Linked DNA regions of Homo sapiens: region 1 is linked to region 2. Evidence: chromatin loops called from intact Hi-C (ENCODE). Cell type or tissue: dorsolateral prefrontal cortex. All regions are shown on one strand. Links, peaks and the distances in the headings refer to the core of each region. The heading gives the core; the rest is flanking DNA.

Evidence for each region. Hi-C counts contacts between places; a loop is a spot of excess contacts. Peaks named below come from ENCODE experiments on the same cell type or tissue, not always from the same donor. Only the 100,000 strongest peaks of a DNase experiment are listed, where the experiment ranks them.
Region 1: it touches region 2 in a loop (1.8-fold over the local background); 5 of 110 quality-filtered maps call a loop at or near these places.

Annotation. Positions count from the first base shown.
Region 1 is chr3:11,561,353-11,576,752 of GRCh38, forward strand. It overlaps VGLL4 (vestigial like family member 4), which reads right to left. Exons shown (of 5, transcript NM_001128219.3): 3 at 3,445-3,667. It also overlaps a transcript of ATG7 not described here. Among named protein-coding and RNA genes, the nearest start is that of VGLL4, 75 kb to the right of the region's middle. RefSeq lists an enhancer at 13,412-14,232. In dorsolateral prefrontal cortex, for the core only: a CTCF peak has its summit at 7,434 (motif pointing right); a DNase peak (open chromatin) is centred at 7,359; H3K4me3 peaks cover 2,254 bases; H3K27ac peaks cover 8,000 bases.
Region 2 is chr3:11,445,436-11,460,835 of GRCh38, forward strand. All of the region lies in intron 20 of ATG7 (autophagy related 7), which reads left to right. Among named protein-coding and RNA genes, the nearest start is that of ATG7, 180 kb to the left of the region's middle. In dorsolateral prefrontal cortex, for the core only: no CTCF peak of the experiment used is centred there; a DNase peak (open chromatin) is centred at 8,356; H3K27ac peaks cover 2,363 bases.

The DNA.
Region 1 (15,400 bases), core at 2,543-10,542, 110 kb after region 2:
GCAGGGCAGGCTGGCTGACTGGTATCAGACCACCTTCAGGGCATCTCCTGACCTGAGCTGGGGCGAATTGCCTTAACCGGTCACCTGCAGATGTGAAGATGTTCAGTGTCTGGGCATCCTCTCCTCCTCCCCACAACCCAGGCTGCAGGGTGGCCCGTGAGCCCTCGTGGGACTGGCTCCACCACCCCTCCTCCCCAGCTGGAGTCAGGCATCTTGCCCCTGCCTCTGTGGTTGAGTGCAGGCTGGGACTCGTCCACCTAGAACGGGCCCCAGGCCTCCAGATGGTGAGCGTTTATGGGATCCCGAGGCTCCCCTCCCCCACACCCTTATTTTCCAGATGGGGAAAATGAAGGCCAGAAACACCCTGTTGGAAGTTACGCTGCGGATTTGTGGCAGGGCCAGTATGAGCCCTGTCACTAACCCCTTCACCCGCTGTCCCACCCACCTGTGACTGTCCTCAGACAGAGGCTGCCCCGGGGGAGAGGGCTCCCACCACCTCTCCTATCTGAAAGCAACCCCCAAGGCTGGCTGCGCCAAACTTTTTTTTTTTTTTTTTTTTTTTTTAAAGACAAAGTCTCACTCTGTCGTCCAGGCTGGAGTGCAGTGACGCGATCTTGGCTCATTGCAAGCTCCGCCTTCCGGGTTCAAGCGATTCTCCTGTCAGCCTCCCGAGTAGCTGGGATTACAGGCACCCACCACCACGCCTGGCTAATTTTTGTACTTTTAGTAAAAACAGGGTTTCACCATGTTGGCCAGGCTGGTCTCGAAATCCTGGCCTCAAGTGATCCGCCGCCTCAACCCCCCAAAGGGCTGGGATTACAGGTGTGAGCCACTGTGCCCAGCCCTCAATGTGCGAAGCTTAACCCCATCTTGCCTCTCCTCACTGGCTGCTGCCCAAGGCCACCCTCTTGGTGTTTGTCTGTCCTGAGCTGCTATCACAAACATGAAATGGGGGGACACTTTCTGTAGCCTCCCCATACATGCCCCTCTGGGAACTTTCCTGTCCCAGTTCCCAGAGATCTGAGACACATTTTCTGCCACACAGAGGAAGGCTTCCACCGTGCCCACCCCACAGGGCTGCAGCATGCGTCCTGCCTGCCTGTGGACACAGAGCTTTGCTGTCACCCCAGGAAGCCCCCTCCCCACTGCCATTTCCCTGGCTCTGAGCTGCAGGATGACACCCAACAGACTTCCAGGAAGAGACCTCGGAGCTGCTGGAGCACAGGCAACGTGGCTGCTTGGTGTCCTCAGCAGGGCGCCCGAGCCCAGCTCGGATTGGTGTGCATGGCCTCAGCCCCGCCACGCTGCCGCAGGAAGGAGCCCCACGAATGGTTACGACATGAATGACATGTGCTGACAGCAGCCACGGCAAGGAGGGCAGGACTGACCAACCCCAGCCGAAAATGACAGCTCCGGTCAGGGCCACTGTGCCCTTCCCAGGAAAATGGGCAGCTTGGGGTACCCCGTGGCCCCTGGCTTTGTCCTCAGTCCAGGCCAGGATCCCATAAAGATATAGCTGGGGGGTCGAGGTTCTTCCTCCTAGGAAAGCTGCTCAGGAGCCCCAAGGCACAAGGAGGGGCCCTTGCCACGTGTGCCGTGGGCAGCCAGGCCCATTCCAGGCTGGGGAGAGGGAGACAGGGTAAAGAGAGTCAGGCCACTCTGTTCAGCAGTTCAGTTTTTGCAAAGCAACTGTGACCGAAAACCAACTGCAAGATTCTCAAGAGCCCTGAAGAGTCAAGGAAATAAATCATCCAAGAACACACTAAGCCCGCCAAGGGCCCACCCTGACCATGTGGGCAGAGATAGCTTGTAAGGCTCACAGTTATGTCCCCCAGGTCATCAAGGGCCAGAGGCTGGATGTGGGTGCTCCGAGATTACAGCTGAATCCTCCCCTCCATACCCGTGTCCTTCAGGGACTCCCCAACAGCAGTGGCAATGGCCAGAGAGCCAGGTTCTGCCTGCACGGTTCAGGCCATGGCTCATGGCAGCATTACAATGCCTGTTGAGCTTCCCAAAGCAGAAAGGTCCACTGCCCACCCCGGGGAGCAGTGAGCGGGTCCCTGTGGGTCGCACTGCGCACACGCCTCTGTTCCAGCCCCTGCTGCTGCCCAACAGCACAATCCTCTCTTCTCATGTCCATTTCCCCAATTAGACTGGGAGCTCCCTGTGGCCGTGACAGTGTCCACACACACGTCTCTGGCTGCCCACAGCTCTGCTCTGCAGAGGGCTGGGTAAATGGTGAGCGCTCGTAAAACGTTGAAATGAACAGCAGTGATAACTTGGCCTCGGGTTCCATCAGACACATCAGCGATCTCTCCTCCAGACTAAAACTGAGCGTGCTGAGAACAAAAACTGCATCTTGCTTGACTGGCTTCTGGTACCCCCTGGCACACAGCAGGGGTCTGTGCCATTTTGTTAAATGGATGAATCAAACAAACAGGATTACCATGTCAGGCTCTGAGGCAAGATGGGCAACTGTTCTCAGCTTCACCAGGATTCCCAAGCACCAGAACCACCTCTCCCAACTCCCAGGGCCTACCCCACCCACAGTTTCAACAGACCCCATCAGACACGGACACCAGGCAGTGCCACTTGGAGGGAAGCCCCGGTGAGGCCACAGGGACACAGAGGCTCTTGCAGCTGAATGCACAGAGCCCGGAGGCACCCCCTCGGGGCACGGCACCATCCTCTCTGTCAGTCTTAGCAAATGCTGACTACTGACTAAGGACCTATTAGGTCGCAGTCCCTGGAGATTCGGAGAGCTCAAGCAGTAATTTTGAGCCTCCTCAATGCTGCTGCCTTCTCCCATATATTTCCCCAGGAACCCCATTTTTAAAAAGATTTGTTTCTACCAAGCAAGCTGTGTTTATTAAGCAATCATTTAATTTCCTATTTTCCTTTCATAGAAAAAAATCCCTATGTACCAATCATAGGCTTCTGACCAGCATGGGCTCACAACCCTGTGACCATCAACTGTGCAGGACCCCAGCCCAAGGCAAAGCAACCTGACATTTCCCTTCATCCGCGTGACCGTCTAAAGGAGAAACGTAGGACCCCCCCACCCGAGGATGACTACATTCATCCTAAGAGAATCAGGCCTGCCACAGAAGACTGCTGGAGGAAACACCTCAGTACACCACCCCTGTACTGGGAGAGGAAAGAGATGAAGCCCCAGTGACATTCACCTTGCCCAAGGCCGTGAGTGCTAAGAGGCAAGGCCCGGGCAGGTCTGGGCAGGAAGTAAAAGCAGAAGAGGACTCCTGTTCTGCTGTCCCTTGTCCCAAGTGCACAACAGAGGCGAAGGGTGGCATCCCTCACCACCTCCCTCCCTCACCACCTCCCTCCCTCACCACCGCCCTCGGAGTCCTCTGCTCGGGGCTCTCCATCCAGCCCAGTCCCCCAGCCCCTGGACTCCCCACGCCACCCTCCCAGACAGAGGCCCACCTGCTGCCGCTCCCCCGGGGTCAGTGTGGGCGAGAGGCCGGCTGGCCTGCTGGCGTCCAGGCTGTTCTTGGTCAGTGCGAGGGGCTGCTCCAGGCCAAGGCTGGGGAGGGAGGTGTACAGGTGGCTGCCGTGCAGGCTCATGGTGGGGGCCACAGCGCGCTCGATGGGGCTGCGGCTCCGCTCCCGGGGGTCTCTGCGGCAGTCTCCATTGGCAGTCTTGTTCCTGAAAAAGAGGAATGGGCATTCAGGGGGCGTTTTCTCAAAGGCAAAGGGGACAGTGACTGTGCGCCAGGCACTCCGTGTTGCTTATTTAATTTTTTACCCTGAAGCTCAGGTCGTGTGGCTGGGCAGCACGATGAGGAGCCGGTTGCCAGCCCGGGTCAGCCGGACACCAAAGCCTCTGGGTGCCGGAGAAGCTGCTGCCAGCGGAGTCCAAAGTCAGCTCCATAGAAGATGGAGCCCCCGACTCAGTGGCGTCCTCTGCCTGACTCTGTGTTCACTTCTATAATAATCTCCACTCCCTGGGAGCCTGGGGAGCTGGAGGCCAAGCTGGTTCGATAAGGACCTGCCATTTGGACAGGACGGGGACGCTGACAACGATCCAGAGTCACTGGCTGCGTCCTACATGCAGGGCCCTATTCAAAGCCTCCACAGCACTGCTCAGCCCATCTTCCTCACAGTACTGCTCAGCCCGTCTTCCTAACAGCACTAAGCAGGCAATGCTGCCACCATCCCCTTTCCAGACCAGAACCCCAAGACTCAAGAGTGGTGGAATAATCAGCTCAGACTCCCAGCTGACATGTGGTGGCACGTGCTCTGGGGTTCCCGGGGTGCTGTAGGGAGCCGGCGCGCAGCTCTCTCGTCCAGGACACACGAGCAGGAGTGACCTGCGTCCAGAAGGTCCATCACTAGCCCTGGCCATGTGCTGAGCACCCAGGCGATGCCACGTGGAATCCAGGTGAGACAGTCAGCACCACCTCCATCTGATGTGTTAGTCTGAAGGCAGCGTTACGTGTTGCATCTATTAGACACCAACCCCACACAGGTAAGCCATGGCCAGCCCTGGTCCACCCTCCCTGCTTTATTCCAGGGGTCCCACAGTTCCATCTGCCTTGGGTCTTGCCCCTTCAATCCACCATATTATCCGCTGACAGAGTAACCTTTTTCCGTAACTCATGAGCTGGTCATTTAAAGAAAAAGGTGGTGAATTATGATTTGAGTGAATTTTAAGAAATACAAATTATTTTCAGAGTCTACAAGTAGTCACCTGTCTTAACTAGCAGAAAAGCCTAGGCCTGCCCTGGTGAAGCAGCAGCCACAGCCCCCGTCCCGGACTGGCTGAATATGTTACACACACAATGAATGTTACACACACAATGTTACGCATGCACACAGAATGTTACACACACACTGAATGTTACACACACGCACACCACACACACACACGCATGTGATAGGCGTACCTTTCTAAAACTGTAGATTAACTTCAGTTGTAAGAAACAACACACGGCCATCCCATGCACCCTTTACCTTGACTCCCGCGATGGTGACATCTTGTAAAACTACAGTACAATATCACAACCAGGATATCGACAATGAGACAACTACCAACCTTATTCAGATTTCGTGTTTTGCTTGTATCCATTCCAGAGCAATCTCTTTATAAGGCAAATCCAACCACATCCAGCCCTTAGTGAATGTTTTTAGCAGCTCAGCACGGGCCTTGGTAGCCTCTGGGCCTGACCACCTTCCCGTCCTCATCTCTGGCTTCACGCCTCCAAATGTTGTGTTCCGTAGTTCCAACCATCTACTTGCCATTCCTCAAATAAGATGCGGCCACTCTCTGCCTCTGTGGCTGTGTACACGCGGTGCCGCTCTAGCCTCCCTCCTCCCCGTCCTGCGCTGCCAACCACAGCTGCAGTGTAGAATCCCAAGGCGCCCCGTGCAAACCTTTAATACAGAATCCATCCCCCACCGTCAATGATCTCTTCGTCTACGCACCCGCCCCTCCTCACACACGGCAGCCTCTGAGGGCGTCGAGTCCCTCCTGTCTCATTACGCTTGCTACCAGGGGTGCACAGAGACTTAACGGGTGAATGAAGAGAAGCAGCATATGGGTGACCGTGTAAGAAAGGCAGGTATCGTGGAGTGGAACTGTGGGTGGGCAGAATCATGGAGAGCTGGAGGGCTGAGGAGTCAACTGGAGGCGCATTCAAGCCTTTAGATGGACCCTGCGGCCCAGTCGGTGAGCTGCTAAGGGCTGAGCAGGAGAAGCACCAGAGGGGGCCTGAGTGCAGCCTCGGCTGTGATGTTGTGATGTCATTCTGCGCCATCTCCAGCAGGGGCACGCGCTCAGCTTAGTGACCCGAGGCGTTCCGAGCCTCGGCGTCCCCATGTAACCATGTGGTCACAGTAAGATCCACCCAGAGGACTCTAAATGGGGGACAAACAGCACACAAACAAAAACAATCAGAGCGGCGCAGTGCAGCCCTCAGTGAGCGCCAAGAGAACCCTGTCAGCCCTAAACCGAGTATATTGATTATAGGGTGATTAGCTGTACAGGACCCAGTATTCGTTTATGGGGTTTTTTTCTTCCCCTTTATTTTCTGGCTGATGATACAGAATATCTTAAAAGCAATTAAGGATTAAATGTTCAGCCCATTAAGACAATCATGGAAGAGAATGTTCTGGCAGAGTCTAGATAGTAGGTTCCATCCACGCCACACACATCCTGGCGATTTTCAAAACGTTAAAATACTAAAAACCTTAATACTGAAACCAGCCTGTCCATAATGTCATCTGTCTGTGGCGATTCAGAAGACAGCACAGGTTTCTGCAATGAATGCCTCAAGGGTTATGATCCCAGACACCGATGTCACCAGAAGACCTTCCGCGGAACGGACGTCAGGCCAAGCAGTCCTGAGATCTGCTGGCTTCTACCTAAACGGGACTTGGTTCCTGAATACTCAGTTCATCAGTGTCACCACACATCCTCATCTTCAGTGTCCCGCTCCCTTCTAAATTCAGATAAAGATACAATTTTATTGTTAACAACATGAGTGAATGGCTTCTCTCCACCCCAGGTGATGCTTCCACGGGCCACTTCATGAAGTGCATAGACCTGGGGGCTCATGTCCCAGATTCAGGAGAGCCTCAGACACAGTCTGCCTCCGAATTTAGACGTCTGTTTACTCAACCAGCGCTAGTTAAGTCCCTGTTCTGTGGAGGTTCCAGAACTGCAGGGTTACAGCCCTGCCTTCTCATGGGCTTACAATCTAGCAGGGACAGAAAGGCCCGGGAGGGGCTGCAGCTCCCAAGTGACAGCTCTGGATCCGGGCAAGGATAAAGACACCCCCGGGTGGCATGGAGGAGCAGACTAAAGGTCAGGCGTCTGCCCATGTCCAAAGCCAAAGTCGTGGTACATAAGGCACTGCCCACCCCTCGCACCTTATGTCCTAGGGGCACGGCACAGTCACGCAGATGACTCAGCTGCGCCTTAGGAAATCCAAGCATGACTATGAGACCACATCACAGAGGAAAGGGGTGCCAGGGCCGCCAGCTGCCAGGGCAGAGGTAAGGACGGGGCAGCCCTGCACCTAAATCTGCCATCTATGCTCCCACAGCCCCACTGTGCGCCCACCCTACGCAGGGCAGCAGGGAGAAGGGGACTTCCAGGCCCACTAACTGGAAAGACAGTCCGTGGAACACAGCACAGTGGGCACTATGGGTCAGACAAAGACACTGAAAACAGCGAGAAAAGGCCTGGAGAACTGGCTGGTTAATTTTAGTAAAATTATACATTACTCACATTTCCAGCTCATTTTCCTGGTTCCCGGAGCTTCAAGACAGACATTGTTTTCCAGGCCCCGCTCGCCCGGATGAATCACCTCCCGGCCACTGCTTCCCAGGCGTCATGTGCTCCCGGGGACGGCAGAAAACCGCACGCATCCTGCCCGGGAGATGGAAGTCGCCTCCGCTCCTGGTCAGGACTGTGCCCGAGAGAGCCCACGGCATCCCCGCGAACACCCAAAGGACTCTGAGTGGCTCCGTGCCAGGCCTATCAGAGCCGCTGAGGCTGCACGGCACCCGGCCCCGCCCCGGGCCTCATCCCCATCCTAGGCGGGCACTTCCACTGCCAGCTGCCCACGGAGAGAAAGATGGAAAGAGGAGGGAGGGAAAGAGAGGCCTACAACACCATCATCCAGGACAGAGCTTTCTGAGTACTGAAAGCCACACGCTCTCTAAGCTAAGAAACCAAGAATGTCCATAACATCTGGGGAAAAGTAAACCAGATTCCAAGCAGTGACATTGAAAGAATCCATCACGTGAAAGAAGTGCACTGCGTCTATTTGATACTCATTAAAATGAGTTTCCCACCCTCCAACAAACGTGCTTTGGGATGCTTAGCCCTTAGCCCCATCACCTGACGTTCTGAGCCTGCGCTGGGCTTCATTCACCGTGGACTGCCACAAGCTACACTGATCTGAGTCTGAGTTCCTCTGCCTGGGGAGGGGGTATGGGTACAAGACATTTTGAGGATACATTCTGGGGTCCCCAAAGGCCCCTGAGCACCATGGCATGGCAGGTGCTCCCACCCAGTGAAAGAGATGAGGCCCAGGGCAGCCTTGGGCCCTGGCCTCCCAAAAACCAACATCCTGAGGCGGCAAAGCAGCCCGTCCCCATGCCAGGCGTTGCCTGGCAGGAGTAGAATGAAGGCTATGCAGAGACATCCCCCAAGCACCAGAGTCCAGGTGGAGACAAGAGATTCAAAGGAGGAGGGGCCGGCACAGGGCCAGTGAGTGGGCCGGGACACAGCCCCATCTCCAGCCCTTTCGTCCTCTCTCTCCCACCGCAGCAGTTACAGGAGAATCCGACATCTGAGAACTGGCAGGACAGCCAGTCGTTCACACAGTCTTAACACATCATAATGAGACTGCTGGCTGGGCATGGTGACGTGCACCTGTGGTCCCAGCTACTTGGAGGCTGAAGTGGGAGGATCACCTGGGCCCAGGAGGTGGAGGCTACAGTGAGCCATGGTCACGCCACTGCACTTTAGCCTGGGTGACAGAGCAAGACCCTGTCTTTAAATAAATAAGATTGCTAGCACATCTTTAATCTTAAAAAGCTTCCTCAGAAAACAGACTTAATGCCACTGAAGGGTGCCCTGAAACCTGGTTAAAGTGGTCAGCTGTATGCTCTGCTAATTTACTACAGCTTTTTAAATAATAAAATTTTACCTGAATAATATAGACAGAACTTCCTCCCAACCTTTACCTGCTGCCCCCTGGGGTTTCTGATGTGCACAGGGCAGGTCAGCACCATCCCAGTTTTACAGAAGAGATGACCAAGGTGGAGAAGATGAAGGCTTTGCCTAGACATGCTGCCCACCACAGACACCGGCCCTGTGGCATCAGCCGCTCAGGGTCGTCACACCAGGCCCACCAAGAGACTCTCCATCACCTCGCAGCTCCATCCCAAGCTGCCAGGAGGCCTTTCCGACCCACCAGCACCATTTCCACCCACCTTCCTGCCCCAACTGCAGAGACACAGGAAAGGAGCAGTGCGGAGATGCCGGCCACCAAGGTCTGTCCCCGGACAGTCCTGCCACGCTGGCTTTCTCAGTCAGTAAGCTTCTGAAGCACAGCTCCCAGGGGACCCCGGTCCCTGGCTGGACCGTGCACTCCCGGGAAGGCTGACACTGCAGCCCCCACGCCCTAATCTCCTTGGCTCCGCACGGGTGACCACATACCAGATGTTCTAATAACTGTCCATAGAGTAAATAAATCATTAAGGTACACATAGTATGTGTGAGTCCAGTTAACAGCGTTTGTGGCAAATGACAAGGGAGTTAAGGAGATTTCAGAGAAAATGACTGGTGGCAAAGACTTTTTTCTGAAAAAGCAAAATTTAAGGAACATTTAAATGTTGGGCATAAACAGTGGTGAGATGTCTTCTCCCTTTTAGTCCCTTCCTCCAACTTCTGTTGTCCTCCTCACCTCCTCCCTGCTTCTAAATGTCCCCGAGCTCATCCAAAGCACCCCACAACACACACACAGGAGTGAACTCATCACCGTGGCTTCTCTCCCCTTGTGAGTGGGAGAATTCACTGCTTCCCAGTGAGCAACAAGGTGCCTGGGTGTGTCCCCAAGACATCCTGGTCAAGCTGCGTCACTCCTCTGTGCCAATTTTAGACGGGAAGTGAGGGAAGTGGTTGCAAAGGAAGGCCTGGGTGAAGACGATGTTTGCCGAGGTGGCGGAGGCTGAGGCAGAGACACCCTCCTAAGTACAAATGGCAAGAAGTGTGTCGTGGGCAGGAAAAAGCTGGCAAAATACCGGCATTCGGACTGTCCCAAAGACAGAGATGACCCTGAGGCTCCTGGCTTCAATAGCGGGGTCCATCCTCGCTGGCAGGGACACAGGGCAGAGACTGTCTCTGCCTTCTATGCGTCAGCAACTACTGCCATAGCTTAACATTGCTTAATAATTGAAAAAAAGCCACCAAAAAGTCAAGGGAATGAAACCCGAGTGCGAATGCCGCCACAGCCAGCATCACTGCCACAACCATCCACCCACGTAATGTTTCCCCCATTAACTCTCCATAAAGGGGCCAGGTGCAGTGACTCACGCCTGTAATCCCAGCACTTTGGGAGGCCAACGTAGGTGGACTGCTTAGGCCCAGGAGTTCGAGACCAGCCTGGGCAACATGGCAAAACCCCGTCTCTACAAAAAATACAAAAATTAGCTGGGCATGGTAGCGCCTGTAATCCCAGCTACTCAGGAGGATGGCTGGAGCCCAGTAAGTTAAGGCTACAGTGAGCCATGACAGAGCCACTGCACTCCAGCCTGGGCAACAGGGTAAGACCCTGTCTCAGGAAATAAAAATAAAATACTCCCCACAAAGGTAGTGTCCCTCTTTTTGCTGGTTCAGATTTCAGAAATCAACTCCATGGACCCGGCAACACAGGACTCATTTGCTCCATCTATTGCGAGACAGCTGTGGCTTGCGGTCCCAGCGTGAGAAGCCTATTGGCCGGGCACAGTGGCTCACACCTGTAATCTCATCACTTTGGGAGGCCGAGGCCGGCAGATGGCTTTAGCCTAGGAATTCAAGACCAGCCTGGGAAACATGGCAAAACCCTGTCTCTACTAAAAATACAAAAATTATCTGGGCGTGGTGTCACGTACCTGCAGCCCCAGCTACTCTGGAGGCTGAGGTGGGAGGATCACCTGAGCCCAGGAGATGGAGGTTGCAGTGAGCTGAGATCTGCACCACTGTATTCCAGCCTGAGTGACAGAGTGAGACCCTGTCTCAAAAAAAAAGTTGGGGAATCTCTGAGTAAGTGATTGACGTTGAGTATCTTTATTATCATCAGCTCTCATTTATTGAAGGACATGCCCAATCATATGCTAGACCTCATCTTAGTAAATTCACTGCCCCACTGCAAAATAAGCATCATCTCCATTTTACAAATAAGTAAACTGAGCTTGAGAGAGGCTAAGTAACTTTTCTAAGTTTACAAAACTAGTACAACGATTCCAATATATATTGGACTGGCTCCAAAGCCTTTCCATTTTCCGGGAGGGAGGAAAATACAAAGACTCGTGTACCTACCACTCAGAACTAGCAAATGAAAATGTGCTCTCATATTTGCTTCGGGCCTTTTCTTTCCTCTGGCCATGATGAAAGCAGCAGAACATGCAGACGCATGAGGTCCCTGCTCCAGGCCCTCCTCAGTCCCATTCCCCTCTCTTCGTCCCCTGGGGCATCCTCTGTTTTGTATTTGGTGCCTCCTGCTACCTGACTGTCGTCCTCTTGCCACACGTGGATGTGTCCGGAAGCACACATCCGTCGCATGCTTCACACTCCAGCATGCCAGCACACTGTATGTCTTGTTGTACAACCGTGTCTTTCCCTCATGTTGGTCTTGGAGCTCTACCCATGTTCCAACACAGAGACCTGGCTTATCCATGTTATTTGCCTGCTCTGTGGTATTCTTCCATACGAATACACCACTGCATATGTACCCGTTCCTTTATGGACCGGCGCCTGGGCACTCTTTGGTTTTTCCTTCTGAAAATGACCCCCGTAGGCCAGGCGCAGTGGCTCACACCTGTAATTCCAGCACTTTGGGAGGCCGAGACAGGTGGATCACCTGAGGTCAGGAGTTTGAGACCGGCCTGACCAACATGGCGAATCCCCCTCTACTAAAAATACAAAAATTAGCTGGGCTTGGTGGTGGGCGCCTGTAATCCCAGCTACTCCAGAGGCTGAGGGAGGAGAATCGGCTGAACCCGGGAGGCGGAGGTTGCAGTGAGCCAAGATCGAGCCATTGCACTCCAACCTGGGTGACAGGGCAAGACTCCGTCTCAAGAAAGAAAGACAGACAGACAGACAGAAAGAAAGAAAAGAAGAGAGAGAGAGAAAGACAGACAGAAAGAAAAGAAATAGAGAAAGAAAGAAAGAAAGAAAGAAAGAAAGAAAGAAAGAAAGAAAGAAAGAAAGAAAGAAAGGAAGGAAGGAAGAAAGAAAGAAAGAAAGAAAGAAAGAAAGAAAGAAAGAAAGAAAGAAAGAAAGAAAGAAAGAAAGAAAGAAAGAAAGAAAATGGCCCCATAGTGCTTAAGTCCTCAGACATGTGTCCTGGTGCTGGGGACAGGGCTTCTGACATTCTCTCAGGTCAGTATTTGCAGGTCATCCACCTTCGACTTCAACACATGTGACCAGAAACCTTCCCAAGGCAGCCATCCACTTTGCTGTCCCTCCGACGGCCATGGCTGACCACTGCTGCTGCTGTGTATCCTCGGTGACATCTGGCCTTGGCAGCCTATGGATTTCTGCCATTCTCCTGGCATGAAATCACTCCTTCTTGTTGTTTTAATTTGCATTTCTTCAGTTACCAGCGCAGTTGAGCATCTTTTCATACACTTACTGACCATTCTACTTTATGCTGTGAACTGCCTTTAATTTCTGTAATGGGTTGAACTGTGTCCCCCTGAAAAGACATTGAAGTCCTAACCCCCTAGGTTCTCTGAATGTGAGCTTATCTGAAATAGGGTCTTTACCGAAGACCAAGTAAGCTGTGGTTATGAGGGCGTGCTCTAATCCAATGTGACTGGTGTCCTATTAGAAAACACTGGAAATCTGGATACAGTGACAGACACATACGGAGGGAAGAAGATGTGAAGACAGAGAGAAGACCGTCATCAACAAGCCATGGAATGCCAGAGGCCACCAGCAGCTGAGAGAAAGGCCTGCACAGACGCTCCCCACAGCCCTCAGAAGCAGCCAGCCCTGCTGACACCTTGATCTCAGGCACCAGGAACGGTGAGACAATACGTTTTTCTTACCCTAAGCCACCCCATCTGTGGCCCTGTGTTATGGCAGCCCTAGGAAACGAACACAATTCCCTAGGCCGTACCCACCCGCTGCCTTGCTTTACACGGCTTTAGATATTTGCCACACCCATGTTTCTTCTGCTTTATCTATGATCAACCTAAAAGTTTTTAAAGCTTCCTCTGGACATTTAAAGAGAGGTCCTGAGATCCACTGGGCCTCGGTCACCTGTCCTGTATGCCTGTCATCCTGAGGCACTGCACGAGCACCGCACAATGACAGTCCAAACAGAGACCAGAGCTGGGCAGGCCAAGTCAGCCCAGACCTGCCAGTAAGAAGCTGAGAGTTCCAGAGGCTGGGAAGGGTAGGGAGAAGGTAGGGGCTGGAGAGATTTGCTAAAGGATACAAAATTACAGCCAGGTAGGAAGAGTAAGTTCCAGCACTATGGTCACCTAGACCACTGTAGGGTGACTGCAGTTAACAATAATACACTACACAGTTTCAAACAACATCCATATATTGGATGTTCCCAGCACAAAGAAACGATTAATGTTTGATGGAGGCTAACCACCCTGAGCTCATCACTCTACATGACACATGTCGAAACTTCACTATGTACCCCATGAATATGTACAATTACTGTCAATTCAACTATATATGTGTGTGTGTGTGTGTGTGTGTGTGTGTGTGTGTGTGTGTGTGTGTGTGTGTATTTTAAAAGCTGGAGGGCTAGCTGCCCCCAAATATGGTTCAGGAAGCCAGGAAAAAGAGCCCCATCTTATGCGCCTACATACAAAAGGGAAGAAGCTTGTCGGCCGAGTTACCATCCAAAACCCTTTTGGCTTGGTAGTGTTTGGGGAGGATGAAAGAATAAAGCCGCAGATCTTTTCATTACTCCTGCATCTCCTCCTCTCTCTTCTTCAACGCTCGTGCCAACCCCCCATTCCCACTTTACACCGAGGAAAAGTGGATTGAGAGGTGGAGGGATCTGCCTGGGGCCATGTGGCTGGCAGGTGGCAGAGTAGGGACTTGGGTCCTTGCTCCCCTGCTGCCAATGCCCGGAGGGTTTCAAAAGCAGCTCAGGTCTGTGGTGCGAGAGGGAAGGCGGCCGCACTGAGTGCTGTCAGAGCAAACGGGCGTCCATTCTGCTGCTCTCCTGTCAGTGTGGACTCTGTCTCTCTAACTGCGCCAAGGGTTTCCAGTCACTGTGCTCTCAAGAGTGACAGTCATTAAATCAGCATAGCCAGCATCTCCACATGCTCCAGCCTTCGAGTTTCTTTTGACTCCCTCCAGCAGCTCAGCTGGAATGTGCATCGTGTGTGAGTCTGCCCCTCTCTCTCCTTGAGACTGGAAGGAGCTCCGAGGGCAAAGTGGGTCCCTCCTTTCCTTGGGCACAATCGGTCCTCAGATCTGTGCAAGGGACGGAAGACACTTGGGAAACCTGGCGGATCCGGAACCACAGTGTGCACTTACCCAGCGGCAGCCGCTTAAAGAAAGATCCCAGACACCAGCCTTAGGAGAGAAACTCTAAGTGATTTTAGTTAGAGACCTGTCGGAAACGCTGCTGCTGGAAGTCTCCATCTTTCCATTCTCCCTATGGTGGCCCAAAAAGCCAGGTGGCTGGTTTGGCTAGAATGAGGCGTAAAGTCAGAGCAAACAGGTTCTGAGTGAGTCTGGGGCCAACCCCTGCAACTTTCCCATATCCAATTCCAGCATTCAGAGACCCTCTTTGCTTGGCAATGTGTGCAGGCTTTCCAGACCCGTTGCCTCTAGAGAGGCGGGACTCACGGAAATGCTGGCCAGCAGCGCGGAGCCCGTCCAGGTTGCCCAGATCCTCAGGTCACGTTTCTGAATAGCTCAACTCTATGTAAATAAGGTACCAGTTTTCTTTAACCAGAACTGTCTACATGTGTTTTCCATTATTAGCTTTAGTTTTTTAAGAAAAACTGATGTTTGAGAAACAGGTCATGGCTGAGAACATGACCGGTAAAGCATCTCACCTGCCCCCACGTTAGCAACTGTTGCCAGGGAAGTAGTTGTGAGAGCACAGCCAGCAGTGGATGCCCACCTGCGGCCATGACCCCCAGAACTTAATTCAGATGGGGCAGGAATCCATGTGCATGCTAAGCACTGTTTACAGGCAAAACAGATGTGTCCCACATTAGAGTTTTCAAATGAATGGAGATGTTGCTGAGATTAATAAAATTGAAAAGAATTTAAAATTCCTACTGCTAATTTGTAGTTGTTTTTGTCATTATGTAATCTCTCAAGGAATATGTTAAAAATACAACCACTATCATATTTTTGACATTAAATAGAGTCCTTGTATCACAGAAGGGATGAAAAACACTCTATCTTTCCTTCCTCACTGAGCTGCAGTGTCTGAGGTGGACAAAACCCTGGGAGACACGGCGATCTCTGCACAGCAGCAGAGGCATCAGCATGTCGGCATCCTGCCTTGCCATCCTCCGGGGACTACTTGAGACAGCTGAGGCGAGGACTAGAGGGAGGGGTGAAGAAAAGGCATTTGACCACTAAGACCATCCAGTGCTAGTCAACCCAGACGTCCTGTTCTCCCTGCTGCTTCACTCCACCCCACACCCTCAATCTGACTCTGAGCTCCGC
Region 2 (15,400 bases), core at 3,883-11,882:
AAACCTAATACCATATGTTATCACTTATAAGTGGGAGCTGAATCATGAGAACACATGGACACATGGGAACAACACACACTAGGGTCTGGTGGAGGATGGAGGGTGGGAGGAGGAAGAGGATCAGGAAAAATAACTAATGGGCACCAGGCCTAATACCTGGGTGATGAAATAATCTGTACGACAAGTCCCCATGTCATGGGTTTACCTATATAATAAGCCTGCACATATACCCCTGAACTTACAAGTTTCAAAAAAAGAAAATATGCATCTTCAATTTTATTAAATCATGACTGTTTTCCAAAGCAGTTCACTGACTTACATGAATACCAGTAGTATATGGTAGTTTCTGTGGTCCCTTATCCTTGCCAGAATCTTGGTACTGTCACATTTTAAAATTTTTGCCAATCTGTATAACAGTATCATATTAGGCTTTTACTTTGCATTTTCCTGATCACTGATGATGTTAAACGTCTTATGTATATTACTTATTTGGATTCTTCTTTTCTGATAGTTTCTCTACTTCAACTCCAAAAATTTTCATATGTTATGCTTGTGTAGCCCCTGTGAAAAGAAAGCACAGTAGGATGACCTAGTTATTCACTTGAAAAGTATGATGGAGCCCAGCGACCTTTGTTCTAATCCCAGATGTTTGACTTGGTCAGAGTCCCACACCTCTGGCCCTCAGCATCCTCATTTGCTAAATAAAAGTATTGGCTGGGTTAGAGCAGCAGTTCTGAACCTTGGCTGCCCATCAGAATTATCTAGGATGCTTTAAAAAAATGTTTAGACCACATCTGCACCAGAAAGCCTGATTAAATTGGATTAAAGGTTACTATATCCATTTCAACATTCTGTGATAACGATAGAATAAGTCTTTAACACCTAGATTTCATGGTTTCAATCATCTTCCTTGTCTGCACCCTGAATTAAGTATGCCAGAGACTCTTTATTTGTAAGACTATAATCTACTTTTGTAAATGCGTTATATAAAGGAGGAGACTCCTTAATTTAGTCCGTAGGGGAAACTTGGCGTCATCATTCAAAATACTTTATTGTATCTGGTTTACTTTTAGCACTAAGAAGATTTTCTTACATTGATACCTACTGTGACAAAACACACATCCAATGACAGTGTTAAAATGTCATAAATGAGCCTTTAAAAGAATGAGGCACATGATACATCATGGTACTTGAGCAGACTGCAAGCCTGACCAGACTGAATTCATGAATTCCTGACTTTTGACTTCTTCCTGTAAGATGCTACCCCACTGCCAGGGACTCAACCTCTAAATCCAGTCAAGGGGCTACTTGGGCCTGGAACCAAGGCACAGTCAAGGTGAACCAGCTATGCTCCAGGGGGAGGTGGTTGAAATCACTGGTCTCCTGGACTGGGCCATGAGTGATGGTTATTGGGGCTGGGGAGGTATGAGAGACATCGTGTTGTCCATCTACCTCTGTGTATCTTCAAAGGTCTCTGTAATAAAAAGTTTTCTGAAATTTACTGCCTGACATCAAGTCAGTGGTGTTTTTTAGTGTCCGTCTGTCACATGTAACCATATCACATGTGATCAGTATCTGACACTTGGGTGGCACCTTGTCTTTTTCAGAGGGCATTTACTTGCATTTACTCACTTGATCATCATAGCAGTCATTTTCAGTGAAAAACCTTTTGTAGCCATCCATACCCTGGTTACAAGTGATAGAAACCAAAAGCTTGAACTCTTTTTAGCATAAAAGAGTAATTTATTGGCTGGACACAGTGGCTTACGCCTGTAATCCCAGCACTTTGGGAGGCTGAGGCGGGTGGATCATGAGGTCAGGAATTCGAGACCAGCCTGGCCAACATGGTGAAACCCCATCTCTACTAAAAATATAGAAAAAATTAGCCTGGTGTGGTGGCAGGCATCTGTAATCCCAACTACTCAGGAGGCTGCAACAGGAGAATCACTTGAACCTGGGAGGTGGAGGTTGCAGTGAGCCGAGATCACACCATTGCACTCCAGCCCGGGCAACAGTGCAAGACTCCGTCTCAGGGAAAAAAAAAAAAAAAGTAATTTATTGCTTAATGAAACCAGGTCATGAAATCTGGGCTTCAAGGACTCTAGATGGGGGCATTTAGTGTCAAGACCATCTTAGTGTTCATCAGCTCTGTTCTTTGTTGGCTTTATTCTCTCTCACTACCAACAAGTTCTTTTCTTCCCCATATAGCAAGAAACATGGACTCGGGCAGTTCCAAAATCTCATTCTTACATTAAGAAATCTTTCCTAGTGGCTCCAAAAAGAAAATCCCAGATAAGGACTGTGATTGGCCAGGCCTGGGTCACATGCCATCTCTGGACAGCTGGCAGTAGAAAGGGAAGGGCTGCCATGATTGGCCAGCCTGGGCCAGGGGCAGGTCATACTGATTGGCAGCCTCCCTCAGAACTACACGGTTGGAGTGATGGGGGATGGTCCTCCTCAACAAACTGATGCAGATGGATGGGTGTTGGGCATATATGATAGAAGTCCATTGTAAGTTCAGTCTCCTCTTAGTTCTATTCCTGTGTCTGTTCCTGTCCCTTCCAAACAATGCTGCTTTTCTATCAGCAATTCATTATTAAGGAGTTGAGTGAAAGTCATGAAATTCCAGTCCCCAGATTTGTCCCCAAGCTTGACTCACTCTGCTTTCTGGATTTACCCCCATCTTCTCACCTAACCACAGATACCAGAAAAGAAGTCTTTATTCACTGAGGCTTTGAAAAAATTAGCTGCACAGTCTTCCTTACCACCACCTCCAAACAAAGAACTTTCTCTGAGATTGGAGCACAGTGCCTCCTCCTTTCTCCTTGCTACACAGAAGCCTCATTCTAGGCTTTTCCTCCTTCCAGGCTCCTCCATGCTCTCCTGAGGCCACCTCTTGGGGCGGGGAAGGGGAGTGCTCTCTCTGGCTGCTTCTGCTCACCCAGGGTGGACTCAGGAGCTGGAGCCCCTGAGGTCAGCATGAGGCTTCATCTCTCAGCCCAGATGGCCAGGCTCAGTGACAGCATCTCTGCTTCAGGACATGTGCCTTTAGTCTCCTCCATAGTCTAAAAACTTACTTGCCGTGCTGAAACTTGTTGATAAAACCAAATCTGTAATCAGGAACATAAACCAACACAATACAGGCCTTGCACAAATGAGCAGTTGTGGGGTATCATGGGCCCCTGTGGATTATTTGACTGAAGAGAATGATGGAGGCAAAGCTGGTTGTTGTTGAACAAATTGCTGCCAGATGTAGATTTCAATAAACACCACACTGTTGTTCCCCTGCCCGAAGGTGCTATGAATTTCTTGAGGCAACAGAGGCATCAGTAAACGGGGCAGTGGGGTGGGTAAGGGGGTCGCTGTTCCAATATGAATGGAGCCTCCTAGTGTTTTCTGTCCCTGGATGTTTGTCCACAGAATCCAAGGCAGGCCCTGGGGGTCTCTCTCCCCTGCCTGACATTTTACACCAGAGTAATATACTTAAACTGTAGCAACCAGACTCTGTGGAACCTAAAAGAAACCTGGAATTAGGGTAAAAATGTCACACAAAGTCTGTATTGAGGGTTAACTGTAAGACATGATGAACAAAGCACATCATCCTTCCCTTCATTGAACTTACAAATGGGAGGGAGATGAGTGCTAAAGCAGTAATTACAAATAAATAACAGACAAGCCTTCAAACATCCTGTGAAGGAATGCAGCGTGAGCTTGTAATGCAGAGGCCACTGTCTCTGCCTTCACCATCTGCTAACTAATAAGCTAGGTGGGCCAAAATATGAGCCTATTAGCTGGGCATGATGGCTCATGCCTGTAGTCCCAGCTATTCAGGAGGCTGGGGTGGGAGGATTGCTTGAGTCCAGAAGTTTGAGGCTGCAGTGAGCTATGATTGCCACTGCACTCCAGCCTGGGTGATGGAACAAGACCCCATCTCTTAAACCAACAACAACAAAAAACCCTGAGATTTGGGGCCTGTAAGGCCCCAGAGTCTTCACTACCCTTGGTGGCTGTACTTTTAAGGGAATGAAAAGGAGAGAGAGATTGAGATTGAGACTGAGAGGGTGAGAGAGAGTATGATTGGTTTTAGTTAGTATACAAAGAAGCTTCTCATGTTCCATACAATGGAGTGATTCTAGAGAGAATGATTTTCCCGACCCTTCCCTTGGGTTATGGCTCGCTAAATCAAGCATCAGATGAACGCTTGGCATAAATCTAACGTGTGTATTTGGATCACCAGAGAACTATGTGGTTTTCTAATCCCGTTGTCCCAGTTAGATGCAAAGCTTCTGGAGGACAAGGGCCACACCTTTCCCCCTTTGTGCCCTCAAACACTAACAGGCGCTTTGCCATAGTACTTGGAAAAATATATATTAGTTGAATGATAGGACAAAAAAGCGGTTGTAGATGGAAAACGCATTAACTGCTGAGAACACGTTTTCATTTTGAGTTGTCTATAAGAGTTTAAGGGGCAGGGAAGCCCTGGAGTTGAAGTAAATTCAACAGCATCAAGTTTTGTGTTTGGCCCTCAATAAACTAGTCTCTCTGTACCCCTGGCAGGGGGTGGGAGGAGTCCTGGGGGAGCTCCCTTCCAAATCTTACAGGGTGGTCTGTTTCTTCTTTGGATAATAATGATGTAATGGCTAGTCTCTTGAGAACTTGCTGTGTTCCATACATTGTACTAAGCATTTATTTGGATTATCTCATTAAATCTTCACAATCACTTTATTTAACAGATGGAGAAATTAAGGCACATGGAACCTAAGTGTTCAAGGTCATGGAGCCAGTAAGTGTTAGAGCCAAGTCGTTTGGCTCCAGAGCCTGTGTTCTTAACTACTACTTTGTAGTGTCTTTCTTACATATTAGTTGGGCCTGTGTATTGCTAGTTGAATTCCTCTTCCCAGTGGCAGGCCTTCACGTGTTTGACCATGGTTTTCATGTTCTCCAAACCTCAGTTCTCTAGATTTGTACTTTGGTAGGTCATCATTTTCCACAGATCCTACCTCTTTAGGTCAGAAAATCTTGCCAGTTTATAAAGATTCTCTGGGACTAACTCCCACAAAGCAAGGTCACAAGAGATCAATGTACAAATGAAGCAGTTCAGTGAGTTTTGTCTACCATTCTCCATAAGTACATGGGAGACAACTGATGATTGGAAGGTTTGGTGTTCACCTCATGGAGCTGTGATATCTCACTCACCACACAGATCTGCTCTTCTGAGGGACCATCTTGCCAATTTCCAGAGAGTTGCAGGGATATTAAATTTTTGCACATTAAGCTTCCTCTTTCCAAGCTGCACATGGGCCCTGCTACCGTTTGTGAACAGTCTTCTAGAGTGATATAGGTTCTAGCTTTCTTAGTTAAGATCGTATTTTCTGATACCACTCCCTTGTCACTTTGCCTGAAATGAGAAACTCCCAACCTCAACTGCTTTTCTAGTCTCTTCCAATGAATGCCTTCCAAAGGGCTGGTGTCCTCCAGGGTGTATTAGTTGTTACTAATTTCATCCTCCAAGGCTGATCTGATTTTCAAGATCTGTAGAGAGACCTTAGTATATTGCCTTGCCTGTACCAAATACAGTCATTATGGCACAGGAAAATCTCAAATACCTTATTGGAAACCCAGGACAAATATTTATTTGACCTTAATGAAATGAAAAAGACATTGGATGCATACATTTAAAGAAAACCCAAAACTTTGGAATCTTTACCAAGGAGGGTATCTTTTGAAAAGGACAGGCTGGAACAAGAACTTGATAAAATAGAAGTAAAGGTTGACACTTTTTTTTTTTTTTTTTTGAGATCTATATCACTCTGTCACCCAGGCTGGAGTGTAGTGGCATGATCTTGGCTCACTGAAACCTCGGCCTCCTGGGTACAAGTGATTCTCATGCCTCAGCCTCCTGAGTAGCTGGCACTATAGGCATATGCCACCATGCCCAGCTAATTTTTGTATTTTTAGTAGAGACAGGGTTTTACCATGTTGGCTAGCTGGTCCTGACCTCCTGGCCTCAAGTGATCCACCCGACTTGGCCTCCCAAAGTGAAAGTCGGCATTACTAGCCCTGTTCAGCACATGAGACAGGGCACTGGATGGTGTCTACCTAATGATTTTCAACCCAGGGGCCCTTGGCCCAAGCGTATCACTGGTATAAAGGGCCTCTGCCAGCTAATGTGAGGGTGAGTGTGGCTGTTGTGTCCATGAGAGAACTCCTGGGAGTTCTACACTCAGCAAACGTTTGTTGTTGGACTATGAAGGCGGACACAGATTTTATACGAATTTGTAATGCTAACATCTAGCATAAGAATTGGCAACCATAGAAAATATTACGTGTATATATATGTTTATAGTCTCAAAAAAAAAAAAAACAAATTAAAAAAACCCCAGGCTGCCCTGTCTCTCTCTATCTCTCTCTCTATATATATATACGCCTTTACATACACACACACACACAGACACACACACACACAGACACACACACACACACATATACATATCTCTTAAATGAGATTCTATTTTTGTGAAGTGTTCAGAATAGACAATCCATAGAAACATAAAAACAGATTCATGGTCACCAGGGACTTGGGGGGTTGGGGGGTTGTGGGAGGGAAATAGGGAGAGACTACTAATGGGTACTGGGCTTCTTTTTGGGATAATGAGAATGTTCTGGAGCCAGGTGTGGTGCCTCACATCTGTAATCCCAGTACTTTGAGAGGCTGAGGCAGGCAGATTACCCTGAGGTCAGGCATTCAAGACCAGCCTGGCCAACACAGTGAAACCCTGTCTGTACTAAAAATACAAAAACTAGCTGGGCATGGTGGCACATGCCTGTAATCCCAGCTACTTGGGAGGCTGAGGCAGGAGAATCACTTGAACCCAGGAGGTGGAGGTTGCAGTGAGCCATGATCACGCCACTACACCCCAGTCTGGGCGACAGAGCGAGAACCTGTCTCAAAAAAAAAAAAAAAAAAAAAAAAGGAAATGTTCTGGAATTAGATAGTGGTGATGGTTTACACAGCTGTGAACATATTAAAAGCCATTGAACTGTTAAATTGGTGAATTCATGCTACGTGAATTATATCTCAATAAAGCTGTTACTTTAAAAATGAACAAGAAAGTAAAACCCATAAAAAGGTCCTCTAGGCACTTCAGCAAACAGCGTGGTAGGGAAAAGACCAAGGAGTTCTTAGCCCTGGAGGAATGGAAAACCAGTTAACATGGTTTATTCACCCAGGCCTGAGATCCATAATGAAGGCCATTTTTAAAGTTGAGTCACCACAGGCTTGAAGACTGGTTAGGATTGGGGAACTGAGGGTTAGAGAGTAAAGTAGAAGGGATGGCACTTTTCTTGATAGGAGATAATTATTGCAGATATTAGTGTTAAGACCTATTCTTTTTAGTATTTTTTTAAACACAAAGTAACACCTCCATGTTACCAGCAATATTTCACATTTCACCAGTGTTCACTAAGCACCTATTGTGTGCCAGTTCCTATCTGCTGGAAGTGCACGATTCCGTGGGCTGTAGCGAGCACAGTAGCAGTCCATTGGGCCCAATTACTGCTGACCTGAGCAATCTGTTAAAACCCGGAAAGGGTATTGGAAGCAGACAGTCCTTCCTTTCTTACCAAGCCTGGAGAATCTACAGCTCTGTCCACCACGCCTTTAGAGAGGCACACCCAAATTGGAAGATTGTACAGTAAAAAGAGGGAATGTCCAGTTCAATGTTGAGGGGGCTGAGAGTTCTCTGGGTTCCCCAGGTGGAGAACAGACGGGGGGCGTGGGCCTTGCCATGTGGTCTGAGCACTGAATGTCCTGAAAGTGTGGAAAGGCCTGTCCCCAAGCTTTAGTAACTTTTTTTCCACCTAGAAGCAAGCCAAGTAGTTTCAGAGTAATTCTCAGGGTAATCCAGAGCCATCTTCATGAAAGATAATACTAGAAAACTCAGAGGGATAAAAGGATATGCTTGCTAAGAAGATTATTTCCCGCCGTGGCTGTCCCTGCAAGCCAACAATAGCACACCCTTCGTCAGGATGTAACGAGTGAGAGAGAACAGCTAGAAAAGGGTGGAGAAGTAGGCGGGAGGAAGCTATTTAAAAGACCCTAAAGTGCTGCAGCTGTTTTGGCTAATTTTTCTCATCTCAGTGATGTTCCAAGCTCTTTGTCTTCTATGTGGGGCGACATCATTTAGCTCTCTTATGAGTCATCCTTCCCACAAATAATCTCTCTTGGAGTAGCCCTTATGAAAACAGACAATTCACATTGCATTGTGTGAATTGGCAATTGTGTGTCCCTTCCCTGGGTGGGCCATCCTGCGTCTGCCTGCATCCACACATGTAGGACTTCTAAGGCCTGAGCAAACCCTCAGTGATGGGGGAGTGCAAGGGGTGGGGGGGACATCTGGAGCCTGAAGCAGGCATGGAAAGCCACCAACAGTGTGCCCTGGTCAGCTGACTGCTCCATCTTAAAGGTTTCTGGATACCGTAGTTGTTACCTTTCCTCACAAGGGTTTTATGAGAATTATCTAGGAAAAAGCAGACATCAGAGGAAATTCCGTGTAAATAAATGTGACTGCCACTTCAAACCTCAATCTTGCTAAACTGAGCTTTTCTTTTTAGATAGTCTTTTCTTCTGTCTGGCTAGCAGGTCTGACCAGCATTTTAATTAAGGCTTCCCTAGAGAGACACTGAGCTCTTTAAGATAGAAACTAGACTGGGTATCTGCTGGTTTTTCTGCCTAGGAAAATGTACTCTAATGGGTACCTTGATTTTTACCCAGAGAAGCCCAGGGTCTCACTCTCATCCCATGTTTTTCTGGTGGAGTTGACTCCGCCCTTGGCCCATGGTTGGGGCAAGGTAGTTGGGACCCCAGGCAATCAGCACATCGTGTTTCCCTGGCCAAAATGCTTGGGTCAGAAATGGGCACATGACCCAATCTTAACCAATGAGGTATGATGAAACTTTGGCTAAGAGGCTGCGATTAGAATTTGGAATTTGACGGCATGAGTCTGGGCTGGGGCAGCCTTCTAGTGATTGTGAGTGGAGAGCCAGTTTGAGTATGGAGACCACACATGGAAGAGAGCTGAGCCTGGCTGGGCTGAGAGAGCAAGAGGATGGTCATGGTATTGTTCTCTAAGCCCAGAACCAGGCTTCCCTGAAGGTACCATTATCCCGGTCTTTCTGGGCATATGAGGCCACATTTCCCTTTTAGCTTGAGTAAATAAAGGTTGAGATTTCTGTCCCTTGCAACCACAAGTTCTGACTTGTTCAGGGGCAGCGTTTCAATCTACCTAACATCTAGCAGAATGCCTGGCAGGTAGAAGGAAGCTCAGTGTGTGTTTACTGAATAGATTCTCATTGAGTTAAACAGATGTTCATCAAATGCTAATGAGGTTAATGGCTACCATATTGGATGATACAGATATAGAACACTTCCATCATTACAGAAAGGTCTATAGGATAGCACTACTATAGAGAGGACAAACTCAAACCCTGCCTCCCAGAAGCTCTATTTTTGAGGGTTTTTAAAATATTATCAAAACTAGATAGCATAACATATGGAAAGATAGCCTGACTTACTGATTTATAAAAGTTCAGCTTTATTTCTCTCGAGTACAGTTATTTACATATAAATTCTAATGAAGGAGTTTAACAACAATTACTATACAGATAGAGTCACACATTATACAAAGTAAGGTATGCCTAAATATTCTTTTACATATGAGGAACTGGAATTTACTGGGCCTAGAAACTAAAGCAGTGTAGAATGCCTTGTTGATTTTTTGCAGCCTTTTCATGAAGCAAGTTATTGATTTTAAGTAGAACTTAACTACAGTAGTAAAGTCCTAAAATTTCTCACAGAACCTATTCCATGTCCTTACCCAGTAAGACTAGCACTTGCCACCCAGAATGATGACAATTCTAGAATAATGTGGTTTAGAGTAGTCAGTTTCTGCAGGTGATTCCTGGACATCCCAGTGCACCTGTTCTGCTTTTGCTGGTCCACATTTGGTGGTCCACTCATACCTCCTTCAGAGTAGGGCATCTGAGCCTATTCTGGCCTCCAGCATACTCATTTTGTATAAAAGCCATCCCTGTGTACAATTCCTTCTTCCGGTGACATCCATTTTTCCTAAAAGTGATGTGAGAACAACTGATCGTGAGCTTGTCCATGTATTGTTCCTTGTTGGCCTGAAAACCAGGAGCACTTGTAAGGCTGAATGGATTCTGCCCAGACCGGGGCTGTCTTAACCCCTCAGAGTTAGCCCGAGCTGGCCACAACTACATCTTCAGCCTAATATCTTTAGTTCTACAGTTATGGATCCCACCTTAATCAAGCTGATTTACTCACTGTCCCAGAGCACCTCTGACCTTGGGCTCACACCCTTCCCTACTCATCAACCCCACAGATGGTTAATTACTTCTCAAAACTTACCTCAAATACCTAACCTGTCTTATGTTCTTTCAAACCATCTAAGCCAGAAATTCTGTATCCCTTCTTTGAACCCCGATGGCATTGTCTATATTCTTGTTTTGTTGTAGTAGCTTTATTTAGATGTAATTCATATGCCCTACAACTCACTCTTCAAAAATATACAGTTCAATAATTTTTTTTAATATTCAGAGTTGTGTAACCGTCATTGTCTGTTTAGAATATTTCATCACCCCCAAAGGAAACCCTGCTAAAGAGCAGTCATCTCTCAGTTCCCCTCACACCACCCTCTGGCCCCCTAACCCTGAGCGATGACTAATCTTTCGTCTCTTCGGATTTGCGTGTTCTGAACATCTCATATAAATGGAATCCTGTAATATATGGGCTCTTGTGACTGGCATCTTCCACTTAACATGCTTTCATGGTTCATGCATGTTGTAGCATTATCAGAACTTCATTCCTTTTTAAGGCCAAGTCATATTCCATTGTAGGATCTGCCACATATTGTTTATGGATTCATCAGTTGGTAGGCATCTGGATTGTTTCCACTTTTTTGCTGTTATGAATTATGCTGCTGTGAACATTCGTGTACAAGTTGTTGTATGAAGTACACGTTTTTGTTGTTTTGGGTATATGCCTAGGAGTGGAATTGCTGTATTGTGTCGTAACTTTTTTGTTCTATTCTTTTGGCAATATGATATATTCTGATACTTAAACCCATGGTGTTTCGCTTAACACTAATACACCTTGCCTCCCCTAGGAAATATAAACCCTTGAGAGCTGAAAAGAAGCCTTATTTCTTTCTACTCCCCCCACTACCGACCACTGTGTCTAACAAAAGCCACAATTACTGTTTGGACTCAAAAATGTGACGGAAAGAAGTAGACACTTGTGAAGTTTTTTTCCTCTCTTTCTACTTTAACCCTAAACTGTGTCACATTTTTTCGCGTTCACACTGTATGTGTACCCTTTTCTGAAAGTGCTTGTCCTCTCTGAGGCCCCAGTATTGGAGGCTACTGGATGTGTAAGTAGTTGGTATACAGCACCTCTCAGGTGTGACCATTCCAAGGGAGGAGATCAGCTTCCAGCATGTCTCCTCCAGACAACAATACACACTGTCCTCCTGCTGAACAGTCAGTTGTGGAGTAATAATGCACCTCTGCAAGGCTTTGCAGGGTTTTTACTCATGTATCACCAAGGATGAAAATGGGGCAGGACACAGTAGAAGCCGTTAAAAGGAAATTATGTCTTCTTGCCTTTTCTCCCTTGATCAGACCCTAAGAAAACAGCTTACCCAAATGAGCGGAAAGATGCCAGGTTTATAAAATGGAGTCTAGCAGCTGTCTTTGGTTCTACCTTGGGATGAGGTTAGAAGTATTGTTTCCCAAACTCTTGCGGCGGGAAGATCTGTACTAGGTGGGACTGCCGGTAAATCACTGGGGAGGAGAAGCAGCTGCTGTGAACTGAGTGGTGTGGCAACTCTGGCTTTTGATTCCCCAGCAGCAGATGGCAACTTTGAGTAATGACACACACAAGATAGAGGCTGTGCTTCCTTATCTGAAATGGGAATTTCAAGTGAAAGATAACTGGAGTCTCTTCTTGGGGCATAATTGATCTTTCATGAGCCATTATCCAGGGTTTTTACAGTACCTACAAAAATTGTTCTGTACCCAGGAGTTCAATAAACACTAAATGTGTGAAAGAATTTGCATTCTTTGCCTCCGGATCAGGGGGAAACATTTCCGGAACATACATTAAGAACTTCAAATTGCATAGCATTTAGTAGGCACAAAGTGACTATACTAGTTAAGGGGTGACAGATCAATTTCAATTTGTGTGCCCCTCGCTTATGGGTGTTTGGAGGGTTGTGTTGGGAAGGATTGCTGAGGCCAGTTAATAAATAAATTAATACATTGGTTATGTCTGTCATGAACACCTAAGAGACTGTGCAGTGGTAGCGCTTGTGTTGAATATTTTCCCTAGACCTTGAGCTCCTTGAAGGGCAAGGACTGTGTCTTAGATAATATACCCTCAGGACCGGACCTAGTGCATTGCCTGGTATGGAGGAAGTAACCGGTAAGTATATATTGGTTGAATGAATGATTTGATTTCCTAGTTTTTGGAATTGGCCCATGATTCTAAGTGAATGAGCTCACCTCAGATGCCTTAATAGTAAATGAAATTTTGCAGCAGAAATATTTTCTAAAATACATTGATTTTTATGGAACTAGTGTCTTGTTTTCAAAACAGCCCTCTGTTTTGCTACAACAAAACATTTCAAGAGTTTCAAATTTAAATTGGCTACTCAAAGCCAATTTCTTCATTTTTTTCCTATCTCAGTGGTCTAGAGGGGCATCTTGGTGTTTTAAGTGGAACACAGGCTTAGAAGTCAGACTTGGGTTTTTTTGTTTTGTTTTGTTTTGATGGGGTCTTGCTGTGTTGCCCAGGATGGAGTGCAGCGGCACCATCTCCGCTCACTGCAAGCTCCGCCTCCTGGGTTCACGCCATTCTCCTGCCTCAGCCTCCTGAGTAGCTGGGACTACAGGCGCCCACCACCACGCCCGGCTAATTTTTTGTATTTTTAGTAGAGACTGGGTTTCACCGTGTTAGCCAGGATGGTCTCAATCTCCTGACCTCGTGATCCGCCCGCCTCGGCATCCCAAAGTGCCGGGATTACAGGCATGAGCCACTGCGCCTGGCCTAGATTTGGGTTTTACTTACAGCCAGCTCAGCTATTAACACATTGTGTGACCATAGCTAGTTACTTCTCCATGCTGGAACTCAGTTCCCTCTAAAAAATTGGAGAACTGAAGCAAATGAGCTCTGTAATTCTATGAAAATAAACGCACAGGATAAAAAAAGAGAACTTGTTTCAACAAGATAATTCTCTGTCTTTGGCCTAGTTGAGGGGTCCCCAACCCCCAGGCCATGGACCAGTACTGGTCCGAGGCCTGTTAGGAACCCGATCGCGCAGCTGTAGGTGAGCGGGGCAAGCGAGCATTAACGCCTGTGCTCTGCCTCCTGTCAGATCAGCGGAGCATTAGATTCTCATAGGGGCGGGAACACAATTGTGAACTGTTCATGCGAGGGATCTGGGTTGCCCGCAGCTTATGAGATTCTAACACCTGATGATCTGAGGTAGGACAGTTTCATTCATCACCCCCCCATCTATGGAAAAATTGTCTTCCTCAAGACTGGTCCCTGGTGTCAGAAAAGTTTGGGACTGCTGGCCTAGGCGATCACTTCTCTCATTTCAGCTTCACTTTCTGACACAGGAGCAATAATCCTAAAGTGAGGAGGGGGAGTCACTTTAAAAAAAAAAAAAAAACAGCAAAAACATCAGTCATTATGGTGAAATGTCAACACAGTAAGTCTTTTCTAATATCTCTGCAGAATGCTACATGAGATTTGCCCTGATTCATAGATGGCTATGGTATGTGTAATACATAAAAATATAATGTATCATCTCAGACATATGTCTTGGCTGACATTCAGCACCAAGAATCTGACAAATGTTTTTATATTTATGTACATTCTGCCTGATTTCAAAAACAGATTTAAGATAGCTATACTCAACATCATAGAAATAATTAATTCTGGACGTCTTTAGAATGAGAATAAAAACAGGAGCCAAGTGTTTTTTTTTTTTTAAGTGATTATGTTAGGAAACTTAAACTCTGAGAGCTTCCAAAATTCAACATGAATTGTAACTTCATGGTTCCTGGAAGCCAGAGCCAACAGGGAAGTAATGGGCTGCCTAGCTCTTCTTGTCTGATAACAGCCAGAGTAATGGGCTTTGTGGGGAAAAGGAAATATACTGGCACAATTCTACCTCAGGCCTGTTCTGATAGCCTTTTGTCGAGGCAATAGCCATTCGTTCATAATGAAACCATTGAATTACAAACAAGAGTGGCAACATAGACCAAGCCTTATTTGTTTGTGGGGATTTTACTAGTTGTTTGGTAGACTTTAGCCAGGCCACGTATAGTAACAGTAGATGATGCTTAATGTGCCAGATGCTATTCTAACCGTATTAACATATTAAAAATCCTTACAAGAGCCCTGTGTGTTAGGAACAGTGCTTTGGGGTCTGTGCTCTTATCCACTGCACCATACTGCCTCTTACATGTCTCAAATCGTACAGAGATTTATCTTACTGCAGTCACACAGCTCAGCATCCCAACTCTGGGTGATCTCAGGAAAGAACATCTCATTTAAAGCAATAATAACCAGTTTAAATGTAGGCAGCCTCAGTGCTACATGACCAACCAGATGGATCAGCTGTTTACTTATTGAGTCCACTGGTTCTTTTGGCGTTGTTTTAAGGTGGCTTCTTGAATGTTAAAGGAACAATCTAGGCTCTATCTGAACCTCCTTTTGCATCTTTCATTGGTGACATGAGGAGCATACATAGGCCATGTGTCCTCTTGTCCTTCGGTATCTTATCTACCTTTGGGCTGCTAAATATGCCAAATCAGCTTCTCTTGTGTGCCAGCTCACTCAGCAGGGGTGGCTGCCTAGAAGACTGTGTTGAGAAGGGCTCTCAGGCCTGGCTCAGATGTCGTGAGAGAAGGGGTCATGACTGAGCAACAATGCCTGATGTGGGCAAGGGAGAGGGTAGCACCAGAGCGTTGCCTTTGCCAGCCATGGCCTAGTTCAAGATGAGGGCTTGCCTCTATGCTGCATGGCTTCTGAGGTTATTTTCCCTCAGAGTACTTCCCATTCAAGAGGAGAACAGAATGTAGCAATTCACAGAATTCATTCCATAAAAATGAATTCCCTCCCTGTACAAGACACACAATAGGAAGATTAATAAGTCAAAATCCCTGCCCCCTCCCAAATTTCATCCCAGTCAAGGACATATAAATTTTGACAAATAATATCTATACAGTGAGATAATGATTATTCTTATAAAGTACTGAGGGAACACAAACAAAAGAGTCACTGTCTATGCCTGGTAAGGGCAGACAGGTC